Regions from separate parts of the Homo sapiens genome. Here region 1 is linked to region 2. Evidence: chromatin contacts called from ENCODE Hi-C or POLR2A ChIA-PET data. All regions are on one chromosome and are shown on one strand. The core of a region is the stretch at or near the end of the contact, and the rest is flanking DNA. Distances in the headings are between cores, read along the strand shown.

The links. A loop is a pair of places that touch in the nucleus more often than their neighbours do. ChIA-PET counts read pairs that join two places held with the same protein, here RNA polymerase II (POLR2A). Pooled maps may share reads with other maps.
Region 1: a pooled map shows a loop between it and region 2 (2.0-fold over the local background). The contact joins two enhancer-like sites. A Hi-C loop is called at or near these places in 10 of 50 pooled maps. POLR2A ChIA-PET finds 5 or more read pairs at or near these places in 2 of 52 experiments (activated CD4-positive, alpha-beta T cell and activated T-cell).

Annotation. Positions count from the first base shown.
Region 1 is chr21:35,221,346-35,225,852 of GRCh38, reverse strand. The region is part of intron 1 of LOC124905015 (a long non-coding RNA gene); the gene reads left to right. Among named protein-coding and RNA genes, the nearest start is that of RUNX1, 170 kb to the right of the region's middle. Within about 2 kb of position 3,197, at least 3 of the 41 ENCODE cell types and tissues checked have a DNase peak (open chromatin) inside an H3K27ac peak, as active enhancers do.
Region 2 is chr21:35,100,835-35,105,000 of GRCh38, reverse strand. No RefSeq gene overlaps it. Among named protein-coding and RNA genes, the nearest start is that of RUNX1, 54 kb to the right of the region's middle. Within about 2 kb of position 1,865, at least 6 of the 41 ENCODE cell types and tissues checked have a DNase peak (open chromatin) inside an H3K27ac peak, as active enhancers do.

The sequences.
Region 1 (4,507 bases), core at 1,948-4,447, 120 kb before region 2:
TAGCATTCTGCGTCGCATACAGCAAGCCCAACATACATGTTGGCTATTTCTTCCTTAAATATGTATTGATATTTCAAGTGATGAAAGTAGTACTTGCGCAATACAAAACAACTGAAAAATACTAGACTGCGTATAAGAGGAAAAAAGACAAACATGTCCTCTTCCCATTCTCTCCCCAAAGAGCTGACAAGTGTTCAAAACTTCATATATCTCCTTCTAGTCCATTATCCATGCACGTGAAGTCTTAAAGGTGTATGCACGTTTTTCTCTTTTCCACAAAATAAAAATATAACATACAAGTTATCCTGTAATTTGCTCTTTCTGCCTTACGTATGGTAGAGACAACTTCATAGTAGTACTAGAAGTTCTATCTCTTTTTCTTTATTAACCAAAAAATATTCTACTACGTAACTGGACAGCAATTTATCCATCCCATTGCCCACTGATTGACATACAAGTTGTTACTTGAATATTAATTGTTGACTGTTATAAACGCTACTAAAATAAGCATCCTTGAGTGGACCTCTCTGTGCTTATAAATTCTTAAAGAAGGAATTCCTGGCTCAAAAGATAGGCATATTTAAGGTTTTATGGAAATTGCTTAATTTTGCCTTCCAATATATTTAATTGTTTGCACACCAAACAATAATATACGAGAGAACATTTTCCCAAGACTGACATGAAATGAGGCATCAGAATTTTATAATACTTCAGAACCATCGCACAGATAGACTGCATTTAAAGGGCGTTTACTTACTGATCCTTAATTTTAGAAGCATAAACTTCCATAGCCATCACCACCCAGGTGTGCTCGTCTTTCAGACTCCCCTAAATGGCAATGAGCTGGTCCAATCAGACAAGCTCTCATTTTCATGGAGGGTACATAAAGGAGGGCGAATGTGACTTCCTGGGCTTGTAGATTATGTATTTCTTTTGTGAAAACATCACACCTGAGCCCCAGGCCAGAACTTTCCTTTTTTTTCTTTCTTTTTTTTTTTTTTTTTTTTTTTTTTTTAGAGACAGAGTCTCGCTCTGTCTCCCAGGCTGGAGTGCAGTGGCTCAATCCCAGTTCACTGCAACCTCCACCTCCCGGGTTCAAGTGATTCTCCTGCCTCAGCCTCCTGAGTAGCTGAGATTATAGGTGCACACCACCATGCCTGGCTGATTTTTGTATTTTTAGTAGAGACAGGGTTTTGCCATGTTGGTCAGGCTGGTCTTGAACTTCTCACCTTGTGATCCGCCCCCCCCCCCGCCCTTAGTTTCCTAAAGTGCTGGGATTACAGGCGTGAGCCACTGTGCCCAGCCCAGAACTTCTTTAATAAATAAAGCCAACGAGTTCTTGGAAGCATTTGGCTTCCAAAAGGACCCAGCCTACATCACATTCGCAAGAAGGGGTGACAGGACTCACGGTTTCTGGGTCACAGTTCCATGTCCACCTTTGAGTAGAGTCTTTCATAAGTTTGGACAATGTACCACCCTCTCTAGAACTTGATTTGCTTCTCTAATGGATGGACTGGCCCTAAAGAAAGCAGAGACTTGAACCGACTGTCCCAGAGAGTATGACAAAAACAGATCTCTTTCTACAGCATTTCCCGAGAATTATCCAGAAGACGTATTTTTTTTTTAACAATCCAGAATTTCTGATATTTTCAACTTTCGGGGATATTGACTCATTTAAATACTGGTCAACTGTATTGAGAAGGGAATTGTATTGGGAAGAGAGCCCTTCAGGAAAAATTGTCAATGAGGAAATTATTTGTTTTCTTGTAACCGTATCATAGTTAAATCTCCATCAGTAGTGGATGGACAGAACCAAACTGCTAGTGTAAAAAGAAGATCTGAATACTTGTCCTGATTCTTTCACTTAGTAGCTGTGTGACCTGGAGCAAATTACTTAACCTCTCTGATTTGCAGTTTAGTTATGTGAAAAATGAGCATAAGTCCCTGCATAATTCATACGGAGGTAGTGAGGATAAATGTAATAATAGATGTAAAAATGTTGCAGTCCACTGGGAAACAGTAATACATGAAAGGTATGCTTAATATTTGGTTGTAAAATATAGCCTTTATTCTATGATGTCCGATTTTCTTGGCATTCACAACACTTAGAACCCACTAATAAAGCCATGCTAGCAAGAGTACAATTAAGGACAAGTTGGAAAACTGCCCAGTTCCCATGCATTTGATCTTAGTGAAGCACAGCACATTTGAAAGGACTGTGGATGCAGGAGCTGCATTTATGGGGAAGTCCCTCCATGAGGCCCTCTCCATCTACCCACCTGACCTCTTATCCTTCTACCCACTCCCGAACAATTTGCTCGGCTCAGCCCCCTCCGATCCAAAGCCTCTGTGATTCTAAGACCCAGGTGTGTTCTGGAGAAGATTAATCACAGGCAGACACAACTTTGCATTTCTTCCTTTCCCACCCACCTAACTTATTTCCACCAAAAAAAAAAAAAAAAAAAAAAAAGCCTTGAAGCAGGCTGGCAGAAGATAAAAGGGTCTCCAGTTTAGGTAGATATGCAAGAAAGGGAGAGCTGTTTGTAGAAACATCAGATCTTTCTTGGCCATGACTGGGCATCACTTTGCCCCATCTCCCATCTTTCCATAGCTAGAAGGAAGGATTCTCCTGGATACCTTCAAGGTTCATTTAAGTAGGACACAGAACTCATTGGCTCCCTTGTTCCTGGACTTCCCCTGCTAGTGGTGTGGTCTTTTCCTGACTAATCAAATCCCAGGAAACTTAGGAAACAAACTACAGAACAAGATATAATTTTGCAGGTGATTCAGCAGCTCTCAGATTTCTGTTCAGCTAGAAGGCAAATTTATCCTTCAAACCAGTATACCCATTTCTTCACATCTCCTGTGTCCCAGCAGTTGGATAAACTCTCCAGGTAATGGTGAATCAAGAAAAGGTCATCTGACAAGCTCAGTGAGTGAAAATGGCCCATCCCACTTTGCTGAAGTCACATCACGGGCTTGCTGTCACTGAAGGTCATTGCCATACCACTTCCTACAGGTCTTTGACCTCAAGGGCCGGAGGAACACTTTTCTCAGGCTCCTTTCTCCCCATTGCTGTGGTCCACAAATGTATTCACTGAAACAAGTAATTCTGCTTAGTTCCGAAATAAAGAAACTTAGGTCAGAGTTCTAACCAGAAACAGGAAATGCAGCCAGGGGAGGACAGAGTCAGAGGAAATTAGGCAGGGTGACTAGAAGAAAGAGGTTTTCAGAAATGCTTTCTGAACCTACTCCAGCACTCTGCCTCCCTGGAAGGCTGTAAAATCCATGCAGTTTATCCCAAATTTCCCACGTACAACACCAGACTCCTTCCTGGCATTAACATTGCTTTCCCTTCAGCACAACCTCTGCTCTCTGTTGCTAATTCAGTTTCAGTGTCTCCTTTCTCATGAACTCATACTCTCATGACCTGTAGCATGTGCAAAAGTAATTTAACGTATTTCACCTGATATTCTCTTTGGAATTCTCAGATGGTGGCATGAAAGTATAATGTAACTTCTGCATGTAAATGATGGATGTGTGAGTTTGTACGTGTGTGTGTGTGTGGGGTGCACACATGTTTGTGTTCACTCACCTGCCTGCGAGCCCATGTGCTCTAGCAATAGGATAGGAAGAGAGCTGTCCATGGTATGTCATTCATTCATTTGATATGTATTTATAGATCTACCACACACCATGCACCACTGTGCCTGCATGACCAGCTACAGGATGAAGAACAATTGCAATGAGGCCCTTGTCTTCAAGGAGCTTACAGTCCAGTGGGAGGGAAAAGCCATGGCAGTAAAGCTCAGGACATGCTGATAGCCTAAATACAGATAACTGTACCCATCCTTTACTTTAATATCCCTTTCAGGCTTACCCTCCACCCGAGTGCCAGACTCCCTTCCATACCCAAACATACCAGCCTCAAATATGTCTCAGCCTTGGAGTGCCATAGGGAGCCATCAGGAGAGGGAATCAATGCTAAGCCCCACCATGAAGAAAGCCAGAGCAGCTGAACACACAGCTTTGAGCTTCCTGTAGGTCACTGCAAAGAAGGAAAGAAAAAAAAAAGACCACATGACCAAAGACCACATGACCAAACTTTCTCATGAAATAATGTGGCAGATTACACCCTCAAATGGTACAAAATTTCCCCATGTAGTTTATCTATTATCTAACTGTTGATTTCAAGGGATGCCAGATAGGGAAAAGTCTTCTCTAAATTGACATGTTTTATCCTTTTCCACTTCCATTCTTACCTTCCCAGCTTTTTGCAGGGACAAATACATATTAGACTGAGGCACATTTTGAAATTTCTGTTCAAAATATATTATTATCCGCAACTCTCAAGGTGGATTCTGAAAGATTATTTAAATATTTTATGCTATTAAATGTTTCAAATACACCAAACAATATGTGTGCCTATGATTTATATGCAAGATATACAGAATATAAAATAAGCACTCCTCTACTCATTCATTCATTCATCTGATACATATGGTAT
Region 2 (4,166 bases), core at 616-3,115:
GTTAAGAGGGAGATATGGCCTCTGTCTCTGGCTGAGCAGCCATGAGTCCAGCTACCTCAGAGGTTCTACCCCTAAAAATCTACAGATGGATTGGGTTAGTGGGGGGTGACCAGTAGCCTCTGCCATGCCTGTACCATAGGTCTAACTTTTATTTTTATTCATGTGAATATGTGAGCCCCTCAGGAGACAGCAGACTCCACTGGGTCAGGGACAGTTTGAATGTATTCCACTGTTTTCTCCCCTACATATAACAGGGTGCTTGGCCCATAATAGGTGCTTAATAAATATGTATTGGATATTTAATAGAATAACTACTACTATTGCTAGTGCTGTTGCCACTAATACTACTATTACTATTATCCTCAGGACGGGATTTAATTTTCTGCATCATAAATTATTGTACTGAAATAGGGGTTCCTGAAAATCATGTATAAATCGTGAAGATAACCTCCCAAAATGGTCAAATAATAATAGTAATAAAAAATAATGTTCTCCCTTTAGGTATTTACCCAGTAATGGGATTGCTGGGTTGAATGGTATTTCCGTTTTTAAGTCTTTGAGGAAATGTCACACTGTCTTCCACAATGGCTGAACTAAGTTATTCAACACTATTCACAATAGCAAAGACATGGAATCAACCTAAATGTCCATAAATAATAGTCTGGATAAAGAAAATATGGTACATATACATGATGGAATACTACGCAGCCATAAAAGAGAACAAGATCATGTCCTTTGCAGGGACATGGATAGAGCTGGAGGCCATTATCCTTAGCAAACTAACACAGGAATGGAAAACCAAATACCACAAGTTCTCACTTATAAGTGGGAGTTAAGTGATGAGGACACATGGACACACAGAAAGAAACAACACACAATGGGGCCTTTTGGAGTTTGGAAGGTAGGAGGAGGGAGACAATCAGGAAAAATAACTGTTGGGTAGTAGGCTTAATACCTGGGTGATAAGATAATCTGTACAACAAACCCCTATGACACAAGTTGACCTGTGTAACAAACCTGCACTTGTACCCTTGAACTTAAAAGTTTTTTTTTAAAAAAGTTAACAGTAATAATTAACTTTGTTGTATAGAACAATAGAATAATAAATAGAAAATAAGGAACTTTAAAAGTCAAAATTAAAAAATAAAGAATAAAAATAATCGAGGCTTTGTTCTGCAAAATGTGTAGTATCAAATAAATATTGGGAAAGTTTACAGAGAAAAATAATACTAGTGGTGTCAAGTAATTCACAGTCAGGAATAACTTGAAGAGGCACAGAATGAGTGATTATGTTCATGTACCAAATGAGTAGGGATAAAATATAGTTAACAAATAAAATGCATGTTGGATATTAATGCAGGAAGGTAAACACCATTATTTGCCCTCACCAGGATATAAGGAAGCAGGTTTTTAATTGGCCTAGAACACCAAGGTCTAGGAAATGCCATGTTCAAAAGAAATAGGATCAATAGCTAAGCCAGTCAAAGCCATATACACCTGGAGTGAAATGTGTGACCATGATGGAAGAATGTGCACAGAGAGTTTGGTTGAAGATTAAAGGAGGGAGGGAGAGTGGGACGATGCTGGAGACCACCCATCCAGATGGAGGAAGCACTGATGTTTTCCAGGCATGGATCAAACAGCACAGATGCTGCCAGAGAGGTTGGGTGACTGCAGAGGGAGGGGCCCGGGTGCAGGGAGCCCACAGGGACAGCTGCTAGAAATCGACTTCAGTCCAAAGAGGAAGCGAGGCAGAGCTGCTTCTCTGGATCTATTCTAACCAAGGAGGAAGTGACGGGGGCCCTGGAGATAAAAGGAGCAGGTTACTCTAGAGCCTCCCACAGCCAACCATGGGTGAGCTGGGTATTGTCAGGTGGGTGACCGCCTTTTGAGGAGGCAGAACTCTAAAAGCTTAGAGCAAAGATTGGTGGAATTCTAAGACGTGAGCATGAAACAAGTCTGGAGAGGGAAGGGTCCTTGTTCATAGCACAATCCCGACTGGGAAGAAAATGGGGAAGTATCTCAAGAGGTAGCCAAACAGGAAATTCTCTGGTAAAGTCAGACGTAAGAACACTTGTACAAAAAAAAAAAAAAAAAGGAAAGAAGATGAACATAAATGCAAGTAAGAAATAGTGTTGAGAATCTTTGTGCTTCAAAGAAGTTTGCAAAATTTGCTAAGACCTAAAATGAGAGTCAAGTAAAAGAACAAAGGCAGGACAGATCTTCTGTAAGGGCAGCTAATATATAATGTAAACAGACAACAGAGAGAAAGGATAACAGCTCAACTGGGTTACATTAAACAAGTACTGACTGGCTGTCTTCTCTGTAAGCCACAACCAGACATAGGGCCATGACCCTGCTCATGAGGAACTCATGGGCCAGATAAGGAAAGTATACAAAGAACAAATGATGATCAGGATGGTAAATTTCCATAGTATTGGGTATCTCTAAATGAGAGAGTTCAATTGGTTAAGGGATTCATTTAGGAAACACTTCATCAAGGAGAACTCAGTGGTAGGTTTTGCAGGATTCCGATAGGGCTCTTGGATTGAGAAACACTTTAAAGAAAAGCAGAGGAAGAGAAACCTGTTGAAGATCATGAGAAGAAATGGTGGGAGGAGGAAAGAGTTAACCTGGAGTAAACTATCATAGAAATCTAGGAGATAATTTCTCCCAACAAAGCACCTGTAGAAGTTGAAGAACATGAAACAAATGTGCATGAGAATAGGAAAGTCCCAGTAATTTAAAGATAGTTTGAGTGGCATGCTGGAACAGAAACAAGGTCCCCAGAAGGTTTATGAGATGAGGGAGAGCATTAATTAATTCCAAAAATTTGCCTGTGATGGAAGCAAAAGAGAAAGTGGACAGTATAGAAAGATATAAGATCAAGGATGAATTTTGTGCTTTGTTCTTATTTTTAATTTGGTTTGTGGATGGAGATTTAAACATAGTTATTATATGTGCTTAGAGGGAAGAGGCAATAGAACGAAAGTTACTAGAAATGAAAGATAATGAGATGATTAATAAGGCATGACCCTGAAGGATGCAAGTAGGGGATAGGAACTGGAGTCCATGTGGGAACATTAGCTGTGAGAAGTGGGTATCACTTTTTCCATGGAAATTTCAGGGCTCTGAGAGTAGGTCCATCTGTAACCAGTGCTTGAGACAGAGCACTGAAGGTGTCACTTTGAGTCAGTTTTCATTAATTGGAGTATTAAGAAGACCTGTCACCCCCTAAAAGAAAGAGAAGAGATAGTTCCAAGGGGGATTTGAAGACTGTAGAGAAACAATGATTTAGGGGAATGGAAGAGGAAGGTATTATGGGACCTGTGGAAGGAGAGTGGGATATAGCTGAGCTTCCAGTTCAAGCTGGAGGCTATAGCTGCATAGGGCACCAACCCTCATGGTATGTGAGCTTCACCAGTAGTCCAGGTGTAGGAAGGGTGGATGGTTGTATTAATCCAGGGATGGAGTTTACCAGTGAGTGTGGTGGAAAAATGAGAATGGGAAAGAAGATGTAGACAGACAGAGGCTGAAGCCATGAGCTTCATGGCTTCAAGGCAAGAGCCATGAGATCCAGGCCACTAAGCAATAGGAATGAAGGCAACAAGGAAATGGAGCAATCGGAGCCCCTAAGAGATCAAAGAACAGGTGTAGTAGGCACACAGAATGATGACAAAAGATAACACAATATTATGGGCAGTGAGAGGGATCCTGGCAGAGAAGGAAGAATTCCAGGTAATATGCAGGGTGTGGCCCTAGGAGAGTGTGCCTGGAGTTGGGGGAATTGGAAATCAATGAAATTGAGAACGTCAAGAAAAGCGTGTTGAACGGAACATTTTCTAAAACTCATTGCTATGTTTATTTGTACACAGAGGAAACATGTAAGTGTGCTTCTATGCTAAGGGGAAGGCCTAGTAGAGAGGGAGATGAGGATACTGCAGAGAGGGAAGAGGGTTGAGGGAACAAGGTCTGGAGGAAGCAGGAGAGAAAGCAGGTCAGAGCATGGCTGATGGGATTGGCAGGAGAGAGAGGAAATAAGGAGCAGGAATTAAAAACGGGTCTGGGTACAGATGCATTCATCTGGGCATTTGAGGCAGGAAGCTGAGGCCGGACAATCTGCTGTGAGACAGGAGGACAGTGAAGCAGAGCATGGGAGAGAGGCA